Regions from separate parts of the Homo sapiens genome. Here region 1 is linked to region 2. A link is a loop called in an ENCODE intact Hi-C map of the cell type or tissue named here. Cell type or tissue: endothelial cell of umbilical vein. All regions are shown on one strand. Each heading gives the region's core, and the rest is flanking DNA. Links, peaks and the distances in the headings are about the cores only.

Region 1 (7,954 bases), core at 1,827-6,826, 200 kb after region 2:
TCGGCTCCTCTGCTCCTTTCCACGTCTGTTTAGCCTCCTGTGTCTTTGCTCTGCTGTTCATGGGGAAGGTGCTTAAGGTCTCCTCAAGAAGCAGACAGGGTATAAATCTTCAATCTTGTAACTGTAATGAAGGCTTGGCTATAGGCTCCCCTCTGACCTCAGAGAAGCTTCCTCCATTACAGTGAGACAGTCCCGTGGGCAACTCAGCCTGGCCCTGGTCTACCAGTGTCCTCCTACCTCTACCTTAAATGGCATTTCCAGAGCCAAGGGTTTCCTCTGCCTGCAGCAAGGACAAACACAGCCACCATGGAAGAAAGCCATGCTCCCAAAGATCTCGGAGCAGCTCGGGGGTAAATTGCTGTTACAGCACAGAAATAAAAGACCTGCAGAAGCATGAGCAGCACCCTAAAGCTAGTCCCGTGCCCTTGGACCTCTGGCCTTCCAGGAAGGTAACTCTCGGGCTGCCAGCCCTCCTCCCCACCCCCAGTCTTAGTTCCCTCTGGGCTGACCCCATGTCCCAGAGGCAGGTCTCGAAATGGCCCAGGAACAGACCCCATTGACAGGAAATCAGGCCCTTTATATCTGAACATTTTTGGCTGGGCGCAGTGGCTCACGCCTGTAATCCCAGCACTTTGGGAGGCCAAGGTGGGAGGATCCCCTTGAGTCCAGAAGTTTGAGACCAACCTGGACAACATGGAAAGACCCTGTCTCTACAAAAATATATAAAAATCAACCAGGTGTGGTGGCACACACTTGTAGTCCTAGCTATTCAGGATGCTGAGGCAGGGGAATCGCTTGAGCCCAGGAGGTGAAGGTTGCAGTGAATCATGACTGTGCCACTGCACTCCAGCCTGGGTGACAGAGTGAGACCCTGTGTCCAAAAAAAAAAAGAAAGAAAAAGAAAAGAGAAAATAAAAAAAGAAAAGAAAGAAAAGAAAAAAATCTGAACATTTTGACAAAGGGAATTGTGGGTGTTTGTGCTTCTTCCTCCTCACTCTCTTTCTCAAGTGTGGTACCTAAACCAATTAAATACAAAATCACTTTCTGTTATTATATTTAGGCAAATCATATTCCCACAGTTCCAAAATGCACACATTATAAATAAAATATAAATTATTTTAGATCTTATTAAAGCATCCGCTCTCTGAGAACACTACCAGAAAAGCCATCATTTGCATCCCCTTCTGCTAGGTAAGTGGGGGCTTCCTGCGAGGCCTCAAGGGTTCCTGTGGGACCTTCCACTGACAGGAGCATGTTCCTCCATAAGCAGAAACTTCACAACACCTTTCAGGAGAACTCCCCCTTAAAGCCATGTATTTACATCTAGAAATGGAGCTATCATCTGCTTATCTCAGGATCAACAAACCTTGCAAATCATTTAACTCAATTTCAGCCGACAAAATAACCAAGGTCCAGAGATGTTAAGTATTGTGTCCATGGTCATTCAGTAGTATCCCAATTTCAGGCTAAGAAACTCCGGTTTAAGAAATTCTTGCCTAAATCTTTCACAGTTCTAAATAGGAGACTGTTGACACAAATGAGTGCACCTATACCGAAAATGAGTAGTCTTTTTAAAAAATGTAAAGTGAAATTCCATATAACACCTTAGCCTCCCACCCATGCCTGTTAGTGAACTGGCATATGGAAAACCTAAGTCCCAAACCAAAACAACCACAAATGTTCTCGCCAACTGTGAGGACTGAAGACTCAAGGCCGGCTGTGTCAGCCCTGCCTCCCAGTTTGGCTGCTGTCCTGTCCCAGCGTGCATCAGTGTAGATTCAAGGGGATGTCCCCAAATCTACTGCCTCGCTGCATCGGGTACAGCATGGAAAAATCACAAACCTTGCCGCATCGTAAGCAGCCATATAGGGATGGAATCAGTATCTCCCTTTAGCTTTACAGATTCCATAGCCAAATTTTTCACATCAAAATTGGTGACACTTGGGCCGACAGCAGGACAGAATATTAAAAATCAGGACCTTCTTGAGAAATCTGGCCATACGGTTGCCATGCCGACACCCTGTAATGCCAAACAGGCATCTCCAAGGTCCAGAAGCAACTTGGCTGGCTTCAAATAGTCCAGACATTGTGAAAGCAGAGCTGCCTCCAGGTCCAGGCGCTTCTGCAGACCCTCCCTTTCCCAGCTCAGCTCTCTGATTCCCCAAGGGAGCAATGATGACGCCTGTCTGAATTTGCCAGCCTCTGACAGCAGGGCTAGCCACATCATTCTCTAAGAATCTGAAAATCCACATGCAGCATCCTGGCCCAACTAGACAGAGAAATGTTTCTGAATAAGCGGTTACCACAAATTGCAGGGAGAAAGTAAATCCTCAGCTGCACCTGCCCCTTTTAAGTTGAACAAAGCATTCAATGCCTGCAGAAGCTTGAACGTACATCCCCCACCTCCTTACTTAGAGCCACCTCCTTACTTAGAGGTTACAGTTGATAATAAAATATTAAGGAGATATGAATATAATACAATAATATTAGGGGGATGTGAAGCATTGACTGCCCCCAGAAATGGGTGAGAATCCTATTTCACTCCTTTAAGAAGCCTTGCTGTGCACTTTAGGAGGCTGAGGTGAATGGATCACATGAGGTCAGGAGTTTGAGACCAGCCTGGGCAACATGATGAAACCCCATCTCTACTAAAAATACAAAAATTAGCTGAGAGTGGTGGCGCATGCCTGTAATCCCAGCTGCTCGAGAGGCTGAGGCATGAGAATCGCTTGAACCCGGGAGGTGGAGGTTACAGTGAGCCGAGATCATGCCACCTCACTCCAGCCTGGGTGACAGAGTGAGACTCCATCTCAAAAAAAAAAAAAAGAAAAAAAGAAATCTTGCTGTGTGCATCAATGTGGGGATGCAAGGAGCTTCCAGCACAGTTCCCGCATGCATCACTTACATTCAGCTGCAAATCACATGGAAGAAATAACTGGAAGAGAGGAATACAATGAAACAATGCAAGGCAGTTGTCAAAAGTGGTGCCTGACGGGGGGGTCAGTGCTGGTGGAACAGGCATCTAAAGCTTAAGAACAAAGAGGGAGCTGGCTGTGCCCCTAAGTGGCCACAGAAGGCTCTGCCACTCCCAGGGACTTCCATTCTCCCTTTCTTCCTGCACCTTCACTTCCCAGCTCCCAGGTATCTCCCTGATACTCCTTCATACTTTAAACTTAGCTTCCCGCTCTGAGACCTTTTCTTACCTGCAGCAAGTCAAACCCTGTGGGAATAAGCAGGGACAAGAGGATGTTTACTGGTGATTCTCATGACCTCCAATTCCCACCCCTCAAAATGAGTGCTGAATCCTTCCAGCAGGTCCCCTACACCATTCTGGGACTCTTGAGAAATGTGAGCGGCCCTCCCAGTGCATCTTACAGGACTCTGGAAGGAGCAGGAGAGAGGTGCATGGGCCAGGTCAGGGTTCAGGTTCCGGGTTCCAAAGCAGAGGCTCTGAGCAGCAGTCTCCTGTGCTCTCTTCCCTCCTCTCCTCCCTGCCCAGCCTCTTTCTCCGCCCCTTCCAACTCAGACCCTCTTCTCATCGCCTCACCAGAAAGAGGGACAGAGCATCTGGCCAGCCTGCCTTGCCTGAGACTAGGGCTCTTCCTGCCACTGAGTATGAATGTGGCAGCCTGGGCTCCTGGAGAGGAAGCTCCCTGGGGTCTGGAGGCCACTGCTGGTTTGGACAGTTCCAGCTCCAACCTGTCCCTCTGCTCAGATCACAACACTCTGGGGCCTCAGCACAGGAGGCTTTTCCTTATCAGTTTTCTGTCCAAAGGGCGACAAGTGCTTTGGAAACAGTGTCCTGGGAGAACAGCCCAGAAGGGAACAGTGCACCTAATCAGGCTTGCCCCCAGAGAGTTCACCCAGACTGGTATCTAGGACAAAACCCACAACCTCACCCCCCCGCCCCAGGTCTCCTCAGGCAAAGCCCTGAAATAATGTTTCCTTTGCAGGGGACTCGGAATCTGGGGCAGGATGGGAATATGAGGGGACACTCTCCAATGAACTTCCCGATATTCCTGGGGTTCAGATCCGCGTCTGGATGCGTTTCTCGGATTCGGCTCCACACAAGCCTCAGCCCTCCGGACCTTGCACCTCCCCCGCGGATCTCCTCACCCCTCCACCCCCAGGCCCAGATCTTTCCTTGTCGGAATCGCCACGCTTCCTCACTCCTTTACCCCCGCCCCACTCGGCTCTCCTCTTCCTGGTCCTCATCCGGCCAGGCTGCCCCGCCCTGGTAGTTCCCGAGGGTCGTCCGAGGCTCTCGTCCACCAACCGCCCCCGTCTGGAAGAATGCGCCCGCTCGAGCGCACTCTCGGCGGGTGCCAAAGCCTCCCGCCTCAACAGGTGCCCCTGCCTGGCCACGCACAGCTCTGTCACCTGGGGCTCGGACGGAGACGGCGACAGGATCGCCCCCTGCAGGGCGGCTGCGGCTCCGCACGCCCCCGCCCGGGTCCCCAGAGCGCCAAGGGCCCCCGCAGCCCCGCCGCCGCCCCCGCTGTGCCACACTGCCTTTGTTTCCCTGCCCGCTTAGATGTCGCGAGGCTGACTTCATGCAAGGGTATCGCCAAGTTCGGGCGCTGACACTGCCCACCTACCCGTGGTGGCGGACCCTAAGGTTGGGAGTGAGAGACGCGTACAGTGCGAGACCTCTCCTCAACCCAGAGAACTCCGGGGAAGCTGGGTGTCCGCGCCGAAGAAGCGGGTTCAAGTTGACCCGGCTCAGAAGGGGGTTCGAAGCCAGGCGCAGCGCCTAGAGAGCCTTCCCCTACCCACGCCCCCACCCGATGTCCTCTGCCCCCAGAAGGCTGGAGAGGGGCTGCGCACTGCCACCTACGCGCTCGGCTGCGAGTGGTTCCCACCGCCCGCTCGCCGCGCGCTGGGCCCGGCAGCCTTCCGGGGCACACGAGGCTCCCGCAGCCCCCAGACTCCCGGCCCCGGCAGCGCAGAGCCGGGAGAGCCGCCACGTTCCCAGCCGCGCGCGCACGCCGGGCCCACCAAACTTGCAGCACTTTCTCCCAGCCCCCACCCTCTGTCACCCTCCCTTAGTCGGTGCGCCCCAGCCCCGCCGCCCGGCAGAGGTTGCCATAACAACGGGCAGGAATGCTCCAACATATACAAAGCCGGCCCGGCGCAGCGGGCACTCAGCCCTGGCCGGGCCCCGCGCCCTCGGCCGCCGCGCAGGGTCTGGACGCGCGCCGCGGCTCCCTAGCCGGCCGGCCGACGCTCGGGGCGTACTCACAATGAGCGGGATGGTGCGGTCCTCGCGGAGCTGCTCCGACCTCCTGCCTGCCCTCTGCGCGCCCCGGCCGCCGGAGGATGCTGCGTGGGCTCGGTTGTCCTGCCATAAGTAGTAGAAAGTGCCCAGGATCCAGGCTACGGTCAGGATGGCGATGGCATTGGCGCGGATCTTCCTCATGGTGGGCAGACGGGCGCCCCAGGTGGGGGACTGGGCCGGCGTGCTCTCGGGGCCGGGGCGGGGGCGCTCGCAGCCCCAGCTGTTTGTTTTCGCTCGCGCCTAGCTGCTCAGTCCTGCAGAGCAGAAAAAGGAGAGAGGTGGGGGGGCGGGGGGGTGATAGGGAGAGACAGGATCGCGGAGCGATCCTCACGGTCCTAATGCCCTTCAGCCCCGAGCGCGCGCGTCCCCCGGGCGCCCATTCATTCGTGCGCAGGGCCGGCCCCGCGCTCCAGCCGCCGCCGGCTGACCCACCAGGCCACTGCGCACTGGGAGAGAAGCGCGCCGAGTGGGAAGCGGCGCGGGCCTTCCTCCCGCGCCCGGGAACCCGGCGAGACAGACGCCCGCGGCGGAATGGCGACTGGCCAAAGCCAGCCTCGGCTCCCACCGCTAGGTGACCGAACGCCCGGCAGCTGCCCCCGCGCGGCCCTGGTCGGTCCTGCCGACCCACACCCACCCCCGGACCGAGCGGCCTTGAGTCACCGACTGGAGACGCGCGACCCCCGACCTGGGCCCGCGCCGCGAGCTGCAGTTCCGGGCTGCGCTCTGGCGCGGGATTCAAGGTGTGTTCGGCGAGTCCTTGTGTAGGGGCGGCTGGGCGGGGGAGAGTCCTGAGTTTGTACTGGAATCTGCAGCTGAGATTAGCCAGACCGGGCCCGCCCAGAGGAGGGATTGGAAGCTGGTGCACTTGACATTCGAAGAGCGCGAAGGGGAAACGACGCTGCCTCACACCCAGTGCTAGGAGAGTGCGGGTACGGCCCTTCCACATTTTTCGCTGGCCTGGGGCTCCCAGATTTCACGATGCTTCCCTCTATCCCGCCTCATTGACCCCTGGACAACCCTGAAATATCATCGTCAGCATTATTTCATCGGAAAGAAGGGCAGCAAGAGAGGCCGGATGATTCTCCCAAGGCCACACAGCTAATTAGTGGGCAGAGCCCAGTCTAGAAGCCATCTCACCATCTGACACCTTTCGACAAAGTGCAAAACGCGGTGGTGAGAGACGAGGACACAGACATTAAGATTCCGCTCCAGCCCTAGAGGCACTGAGAATCAGAACGTGAACTACTCTTCACTCCAGGCAGAAAGCAAGAGGCTTGGATGAGTTTTAGGAAACCAGCACAGTGTCGGGCACAGAGCGCTCAATGAATAGATGTGTAACAACAAAGTAGGGATCCAACAGAGGAAGAAATAATTTATTGTAAGGTGGCCTTTGGGAAAGCTCTCAGAAAGGTGGATGAATCACTTAAGAGGTAAGGAAGGGGGAGGTGAGGACAGGGGAGAGACTGCAGAAATAGGCCTTGCAAAAATCCAGAGGATGGAAGAGCTTGATGTGTTCAAGAGAGAGAGCTGCCAGGCGTTGCAGGGGGCCTAGGATTTGATAGGAGTTGAGGTTGGCCAGGCTGGGTGAGTCTGAACTCAGGAGGTCCTTGAATGCCGGGGCAGAGTTGTTGAGGAGTCTGCTTCCTGCTGGCACTGCTGGACACCATGGCTACTCCGAAGACCCACATAGGGTCCAGCCTCTAAATGAAGCCATCTGGGGAATCAGGCAAACTGAAGTCACAGCATCATGCCCCCCCACAAGCATCCCATGAGCACCACCCTGACAGATAGAAGTAAAATCAGGTGGCTTTTCTCCATTTCTCCAGCACTCGAGACTGAACCGCACATATAATAGATGCTCAATACATTTCTGTTGAGGTGAAGAAACCCTAGTTGGGTTTTTGCTGAGGAAAACCCAGGGTCATTACTGCAATACGATATCCTCACTCAGAAGACTAATTACGATGACACTTAGACAAGTCCAAAAGTGACCCACGCAGGAATGGGACCTAGAAAGAAGAGAATGCACAAAGAGGGCCTCACAAAGGGTCTACACAAGTAGCAGGGAATTTCAGGCATAAGGTGTGGCAGTCACAACAGGGGCAGGAGTCTGGAGACGCCAGATGCTCTCCCAGGTCTCTCTCCCCTGGGGAGTTTAATAAGACTGCGCCAGGGGCCAGGGCTTGTTTGCATAGATGGAGAAAACCACTGCCAAACCTCCATCTGGTTTCCGCAGGAATCATGGGGCAGATCCAGCGGTGCCATTTGTGGGAGGCCAGGAAAGACCTTGCTCCTTGGGAATCAGGCTCCACAGGCCTCTCAGGTCAACCAAGAAAATGTAAGGGAACTACCCTCCTGGTGCCCCCATTTTCACACATCTCTCAGGTGAGCCAGGTGAAAACTTGGGGAGTAGCCCTGTTGTCATAGGCTGCTCCCCTCATCCCAGCCTGGTCTGTGCATCTCTAGTTGCCTTTGGATGTGGGATTCGAAGACATCACATCACCTATCACCTCCTGGTAAAAGGCTCCAAACTCACCCCTCGGCACGGGGATGAAGCTGGACCATGCTGACTGAAACCAGACAGTTGGGGCTTCTGGTGACTCCAAAAGGAAGGCTCCATGGGGGGAAGGAGGGAGGGGTGGGATGGGCTGGAATGTGGCAGGGTTTCTCACATCT
Region 2 (7,954 bases), core at 1,116-6,115:
AAGTGGCTGAGATTACAGACATGAACCATCACACCTGGTGACACTGACTTTTAAAGACTTTTTATTGAGCTATGACATAAGGTAAAAAGCACAAATCATGTGTACTGCTTTTTCACCTGCTATAACCCTGTAACCAGCACCTAGATTAAAAAACAGATCAGGCCGGGCGTGGTGGCTCTCGCCTGTAATCCCAGCACTTTGGGAGGCTGAGGAGGGCGGATCATGAGGTCAGGAGATCAAGATCATCCTGGCTAACACAATGAAACCCCGTCTCTACTAAAAATACAAAAAATTAGCTGGGCGTGGTGGTGGGCACCTGTAGTCCCAGCTACTCGGGAGGCTGAGGCAGAAGAATGGCGTGAACCTGGGAGGTGGAGCTTGCAGTGAGCTGAGATCACACCACTGCACTCCAGCCTGGGCTACAGAGCAAGACTCTGTCTCAAAAAACAAACAAACAAAAAACAGATCATGTGAGCAGGAAAAAATAAAATAAAAATGACACCAAACAGAAAAGGATTGGTGGCTATTTTGGCTAAGCCCAGGTGTGTGTGTGTTTTGATCTCAGGGAAGCCTCCCGAGTAGCTGGGATTTACAGGTACCCCCCTACCACACCTGGCTAATTTTTCTATTTTGAGTAGAGACGGGGTTTCACCATGTTGGCCAGGGTGGTCTCGAACTCCTGACCTCAGGTGATCTACCCACTTCGGCCTCCCAAAGTGCTGGGATTACAAGCGTGAGCCACCATGCCTGCCCTGAGCACAATCTTTGTAACTAGCTATACATGTAACTATACATATAGAAAACCAGCACAAAGTGGGCCAGTAGTATTTAATGAAATCTAATGACTAACCATAAGTCCACAGAGGGAGAAAAACATTTATCAAATTCACACGTCACGTTTCTAATCAAATCTCTTTAATTTCCAGGGTCAGTTGTTCATAGCATCTATCTACTCATATAACAACTCTGCCCTATGAAATGAATCCACTGTGGTTTGGATCTGTTGCCTCTTTCTCTTTTCTGAGAGTAGAGAGAGCTACCTTCGTAAATAATATTTGCTAACAACAGCAAGGCAAAAACAATTATCAATGCATTTGTGTCTTTCAGGGCAGATTGGTCTATCAAGTCCTTAATTTCCCCTCTCTCCTTTCTCCCTCCCTTCCCTAAAGGATGTGCCTGTGGTAGGTACATCTTTCTACCATCCATCACAACTTTTCATTCTCTTTTCTGATGTTCAAATACAGGTCAATTCTGGTCATCAAACAAACTGCCAAAAGGATAAGTAATGAGCCACTCAGATTAAGGTATGCACTAATAAAAATTTAATATCAGAAAACAGCATTTTTTTAACCATTCACAATTAAAGTGGAAAGAGACAAAATTATAAGGCAGCCATCCATGGAATGATTTCATGTTTACAAGGGATCCAGAAAAAGGGACATTTAAAATCACTGTTCCAGCTATTGAACCAGGGGAACTGCAGTCTTATCCCATGAGACTTCTAACTTGCTGGAAGATGCCACAAGAAAAAAAGATCAAAGCCAATCTCCTTGTGTTAAGCCACTGGGTTAGGCTGAGTATATCTAGAGAATTCCTAAATGGTTGTCTAGTTCTTTCCCACAAGTTACACATTTCCTTCAGGCCTCCTGAGGTGAATCTAGATGTCTCAGGTACAAAGAGGTTTTAATTTCACAGCATCTCCAACAGTGCACTTTGGGTGATGTGGACCATTCTGTATTGAGCAGAAATTTTCTAATGGAAGGAAGGTTCCTCTGCAGAACAACTACAGAGGATTTTCACTTAACACTGCAGCAGTTCTGGATGAATCTGGTCATGATTCTCAGTCTCCCAAGGGGCTCAGGGGCCCACAAGGCAGGAACATCCTTTGGGGGTTTGTGCTGCTGTCATACGGTTCCTGTGTTCAGTCCCTAGCTACCATGTGTTTCAGGGGCTTAATACACTCCGATGCTGGTGTGTCCTCTTAGTTCTAATCCTTGAAAAAGAGAAAAACCAGGCAGTGACACTTAGAAGTAGGCTGGTAAAAAAAAAACACAATCACATTTTCTCCTTTCTGCAAAGAAAGGACAACTCAAAACAGCCACTCCCTTTCTTTTCTCTAATGATTCAAAATACCAGAACAGGGCTCACTTGGCTGTTTTGAATTGGGAAAGAAAGAGGTGAAAGCGGGGAGAAAGAGAAAACACATAACCTCTAGGTAGGTAGTACTGTTTCCAACTGTCTACGTTCCAGTGCAGAATCTTTGCTAAAAAAAAATTTGGCAATAGTGTGCACAGGAAAACTGAATCAAACCTGGAACATCACTGCTTTCTTGAAATGGAACTGACAAGCAATTAACTGGAGAATAAGTGAGGGGAATGGAGCAGTAGTATTCTTTAACTTAATTTGCCATTTAAGAGAGCACTTGGAATCTGAAGAAAGTCTATCCCTACCAAGGAAACGGAGTCAAATTGCAATTAAGATTAACTTTGGTTATATGGAAGCAAGAATCATGCTTCTCATCATCAATTGCGTCTCTTTGGTAGCCAATAATTCCATCTGTAATCATGGCAGCAACTTAAGTATTGCCAATGTTTTCAAATGTGTTACAGCATTAAGGCATCCACATCTAAAGAGGCAGTTTTAAACAAGAGGAAAACGGAACTGAAATGTGCCAAGAAGTGAACACGGACATGGCCTCTCCTGGAATACTGCCCACCATGCCAGCAAGCTCTTCCTCCAGTCAAGAAGGCCTGTGCCACGCTGCTTGGTTCCCTGCTGCCTGAAGATGCATTTGAGCCCTATGAGATTAGTATGGCTATTTCTGTCTGCTGACCAGGAGAGAAATGAGTAGTTCTCGAGGCAGCAGCTTTAAAATCTGGGAAAGCCCATACATAGCTTCTGAGAGCTAAGAGGGCCCTGAAAGGTTTGCTTGTTAATAGTGAGGTCCAGAGGGGAAGGCAAATTTGGAAGTCAGATGGTTCAATCCTTGCCGGAGTTCAAGGCTCCATCCAGCAAGATATACTAGCCAAACTTTTAAGCATGATGGCAAGGCACTGCTGAAAGAGGCTTTGGCCAGTAGAACAAATTACCATTGCACACAACAATATGATAGAAAGCACTACTGTCCAAACCAAACCAGACACTACAATCTGCTATTTATTTGACAAAGTCAGTTTCCAGAGAGAATCTAGGCAACCATATAGTTTTGAAGGACTAGATGAAACCTCAAGTCTCACACCAGTCAGCTGTTAACATCCAATCAAGGAAGTCATTTGGACTTTCCATACTATACCTTCTCTTGGTAGTAAAATTGTATGCAATTGTTGCCAATGACTACATACAACTGTATCCTATTTGTGCTACTTTCCTCACTGTGGCCAGCAGAGGGCTCACAAGCTTTATTTCCACAGCTGCTGATCCAGTGACAAATTCATGAAGGAAATAAATCATAGGCATGCTAGCTTATGCGTCATAGAAAACGTTTTTACAAACTACTACGTCCACTGCCCTGAAGAAACTAGTCTTGGTTCCCCCTTAGTGTAATGTGTTTTGAAATGGTATAGAAAGTAAAAATAAATTAATAATACAATATTATACACTTATTTGACAAGACAGGGTTTACAAAAATTTTGGCAAATATGAAAAAAAAATTATCCTAGTCTGTTAAACACTTTTGCTATCTCAATTGTTTAAATTACCAGATTAGTGATTGTGTCAATTTACACATGAGGAGGTGGTATTTTAAGGGCTCAACAAAGCGGCATTTGACACAAAGGTAATTTCTTTGAAGGGGGATAAAGAATAAAGATATTATTATCTTCATTATTACAGTTCGAGAAGTGGTTGTCCTGATAAGAATTCATCCCACACAAATATTAACACCAGCAGTAAGCAGCAAATTGTGGCGAGGAGAGGCTAGAGGGAAAAGTTAGAAGAAAAGCAAAGAAAAGACGAAGAGACAAGAGACATGATTCCAATAAGCTTTAAATCAATAGGCAAACACTTCTCATTTATGATCCATCTTGCTACAGGTGGTTATGTGAGAAGACACAGTGTCGCCAAAGCTGACCTAGTATTTAGGTCCCTAGAGGGATTGCTGATCTGCTAAGAGAAATAATTAAAAAAAAAAAAAACAAAAAAAAAGGACAACCATACATTTTGGTAGTCTTTTAAAAAAAGCTACTACAAAGATATCAATAACCATCCAAAAATCACTTAAAATTTAATATCCCTTAATTTCCAAAGACACTTTGTGATCTGACTGTTCTTGAAGGAAAGCCTAGAACTGAAACTACTAGAACTTGGCTCCTCTCTAGGAATGTGGAGACAGGTATTCTGCAAAGGAGAACTTGACAAGGAATGCTACAAAATACCAGTCACCTCTTTAGAAGCTCCTCCCACCTCTCCTGCTCCATTTGATGGAATGGCAGGCTGGATTCAGAGAGGCACGTGCCAAAGGAGCTGTTTAAATCCCTCTAGACATCCCTTTTCAATGGATATCTCTTTTGAGTATAAAGAGAGCTTTCAATGTGTCTTGCTATCATTTTCCTGACCCTAATCCCAGATTAACTAGAATCACCTTTAGCATCTAAGTGAGTGGGTGCTATGACCTTCCATCAACGCATGTGGCATAGATGCTAAAGCACCAGTCTTACATGGTGGGAACCATGTTAAAAATCAATGGATAAAGTAGCAGAGCCTCTAAACTAAGAAGAAAGAGACATAGCTTAATTACAGAACACTGTATTTTCATAATCACTATTTCATTGTGAGTATGAAGTTCTCCTCTTTTCCTTAAAACTAAATTCCATCTTCCCTGAGAATAGGGTTAAGAGAAATATTAAAACGCAAAATGTCAAGGGCCTTTTAAAAGATAACACAATGGGATGTCTATAGCTAACTGCAACGTAAATGTGTTTCTACTCTAAAAGCTTTTCCATTACTCAGGTTTTAACCTCACCTCCCCTCTGGACTCTAGGAATACATGTAGAGATGCGCAAGGTGAGACAAGAGACTGAGGAAGTGAGTAGCTGTCACGTGCCGGCTGTTCTCACTGGATGGCAAACGGCCCTGGACCAAGGCTGGACCTTGAACATTTAATGCTGGTGTCCTACTGACAGGATGAGAGGGATGAGGCAACCCAGAACCAGGGCTGCCACTTCCAGGCGGCTGAGGCCTCTCCCTCCCGTGGCATCGGGCTTGTGGCTGTGCCCTATTCCGCCCACCTCAGGGAGGACATGTACTGTGGCAACATAAAGAAATGTCCCGGCAGAGAAAAGCATGGCCACTCCCGTGGCGTTCACCTCTGAAAGGGCTTCTTTACTGCTCTGTGAATTAGAAGAGAGAAAGAGGAAAAACTAAGTCAAGTAAAATTCAGGGTCAGGAAGAAGTCCCAGTTAAAAAACACTCACTGTTCTTAACTGGTGCTGTCTAGGACACTGGGGACATCTAGAGAACACAGCAACTTTAAGTTATTCATGGGAAGCTTCCAAATAAGGGTTTAAGAATATCAGTGATGTACGCAATTGATTTTTTAAAAAATTTATTGTAAATCAACAATTTATAATTATATATATTTATAGGGTATAAAGTGACATTATGATTCATGAATAAAATGTGGACTAATTAAATAAAACTAACATCTGTCATCTCAAATATTTATCATATTTTGTGGTGAGAACATCTGAAATTTACTCTTAGCAATTTTGATATGTACCACACACTATTATTAAACTATATTCACCACAGTTCCATCATTCTGTCCATCCATTCATTGACTGTATCTGTCTTTAGAGATGAGGTCTCGCTATGTTGCCCAGGCTGGAGTTGAGTGGCTATTCACAGGCACAATCATAACACACTACAGCCTGGAACTCCTGGGCTCAAGCAATCCTCCTGTCTCAGCTTCCCAAGTAGCTGGGACTACAGGTATGCGCCACTGCTCCTGGTTCACAATTGCTTTTTAAAACGAACTTTAAGTGCTGGTTCAACAGGTTTGGCTTGTATTATTCTTGAGATAGAATCAACAATATATTATTGCAGATATTAAATTTCAGACATAAATTTATTTATTCTACTAATATTTAACAAGCATCATCTATGCACCAGGCTCTGGGCCAGGTGCTTGAGATACAGTGGTAATCAAGATGCAGTAGTTGACCTCATAGAGCCTAGAAATATCTCTTAAGCAGCCGGGCGTGGTGGCTCATGCCTGTAATCCCAGCACTTTGGGAGGCCAAGGTGGGCGGATCACGAGGTCAGGAGTTCGAGACCAGCCTGGCCAACATGGTGAAACCCTGTCTCTACTAAAAATACAAAAATTAGCCGGGCATGGTGGCGGGCGCCTGTAATCCCAGCTACTCCGGAAGCTGGGGCAGGAGAATCGTCTGAACCTGGGAGGCAGAGGTTGCAGTGAGCCAAGATTGCGCCATTGTACTCCAGCCTGGGTGACAGGCAAGATTCCATCTCAAAGGAAAAAAAAAATGTGTGTGTGTGTGTGTGTGTGTATATATATGTATATCTCATAAGCTAATCTTTATAAAACTAATTTCAACCTTTTCTGTTAAAAAAGTAGACCTATGGACTAAGACAACTAATTAAAATTTTAAGAAAAGGACATCCCATAGATGCAGCAAGTAACTCCATGTCTCCAGAATTATCAGCACCTTCCTGTCAAAAGGTTAAAAAACTGACACTGATTACTGAAGTGATAGAGTAATCTGTTAAAGGGAACAACATACTGCTCACTGAAAGAAGAGAAGGCTCTTCAGGTAAATGGAAAGGGTTTTTATAACACACTCTTAGCATCTAAGATCAACAAACCCTTGCTTAACAGGAACTTAGCCATTCTTTATCTCATTTTTCACATGTTCCTATTAATATGGGTTTTACTGCCAAATACTGAATTGACTGATGCTCAGAAGAATCAATGACCTTTAGAGAGGGTGTTGGGGAAAGCAGTTCCCATCAACTAGCCCTGAGTCAGTTTGCTTCTAAGATTTTCCTCCAGTTGCCTGCCAGTTGACATCTGGGTAAAATGCGGAGGGTTGTTGCTCAGAGCTACAGACAGGATTATAAGGCATGGGAAGGTCCAGCTTGGAGTCAGAAGAGCACATGTTACCTCAGGTCTGAAGCTATGTTCAGTACAAAGTATTCAATAGAAAGAACTGTACAGTTACTATCTGGGGACGTGAGAGCTGGGAGAAGAGGAGGAACGTGAAAAATGAGACCAAGAATGGCTAAGTTCCCGTTAAGGAAGGGTTTGTTGATCTTAGTTGCTAACAGTGTGTTATAAAAACCCTTTCCATTTACCTGAAAAGCCTTCTCTTCTTTCAGTGAGCAGTATGTTGTTCCCTTTAAAAGATTACTCTATCACTTCAGTAATCAATGTCAGTTTTTTAAACTCTTGACAGCAATCTCTGCCCAGCTGCTGCTCTTCTCAAAGCGGCTATGTGGCTTGTTACTCACGCTTCAGGTGTCTACCTCACATTAAATATGGACAGATTTGACTTATTAGATATCTGTCAAATGAAGCTAGCATGGCTGGTTACGTTATACTATTTTAAATATTGAAGCGCTATCATATTTATGCAAATATTCTTGGAACTGATTGATAGGGAAGAAGTTTTCAAATTAAATGAATAAGAAAATGCTAATATGAAGAGGACGCATTGGAATTAAGATATTTACCCTGTATAGTTTTTACTCCTAATTTTATCTTTAGTTTGAGAGAGTAATGTATTGGAAAAATTCAATCTAAGAGATCATAAATTCTAAGAGATCACAAGACACTGGTTTAGATAGCTGGGAATAGATTAGCTTACCTTACTCAGTCCTAAGTATGTCACCATGGACATAACTGGTGCTGCCAATGCAAAGACCAGCAAGTGCTTTCTGATTCGATTCCGCTCTAAGCCAGCATGCATCAAGAAGGAAACCAGTCCAAAAGCAGCTG

The links. Peaks named below come from ENCODE experiments on the same cell type or tissue, not always from the same donor. Only the 100,000 strongest peaks of a DNase experiment are listed, where the experiment ranks them.
Region 1: a loop joins it to region 2, with 4 times the contacts of the local background. A loop is called at or near these places in 12 of 110 quality-filtered maps.

Annotation. Positions count from the first base shown.
Region 1 is chr14:69,257,756-69,265,709 of GRCh38, reverse strand. It overlaps GALNT16 (polypeptide N-acetylgalactosaminyltransferase 16), which reads right to left and starts at 5,552. Exons shown (of 15, transcript NM_001168368.2): 1 at 5,243-5,552. The coding sequence starts at 5,419. It overlaps GALNT16-AS1 (GALNT16 and EXD2 antisense RNA 1), which reads left to right and starts at 5,183. Exons shown (of 4, transcript NR_184249.1): 1 at 5,183-5,420. RefSeq lists a silencer at 4,447-4,506. In endothelial cell of umbilical vein, for the core only: CTCF peaks have their summits at 4,399 (motif pointing left) and 5,882; no DNase peak of the experiment used is centred there; H3K4me3 peaks cover 1,786 bases; H3K27me3 peaks cover 2,509 bases.
Region 2 is chr14:69,455,736-69,463,689 of GRCh38, reverse strand. It overlaps SLC39A9 (solute carrier family 39 member 9), which reads right to left. Exons shown (of 7, transcript NM_018375.5): 6 at 7,824-7,954; 7 at 1,300-5,327. The coding sequence ends at 5,097. Among named protein-coding and RNA genes, the nearest start is that of PLEKHD1, 25 kb to the left of the region's middle. RefSeq lists a silencer at 3,353-3,402. In endothelial cell of umbilical vein, for the core only: a CTCF peak has its summit at 3,369 (motif pointing right); a DNase peak (open chromatin) is centred at 3,419; H3K27ac peaks cover 401 bases.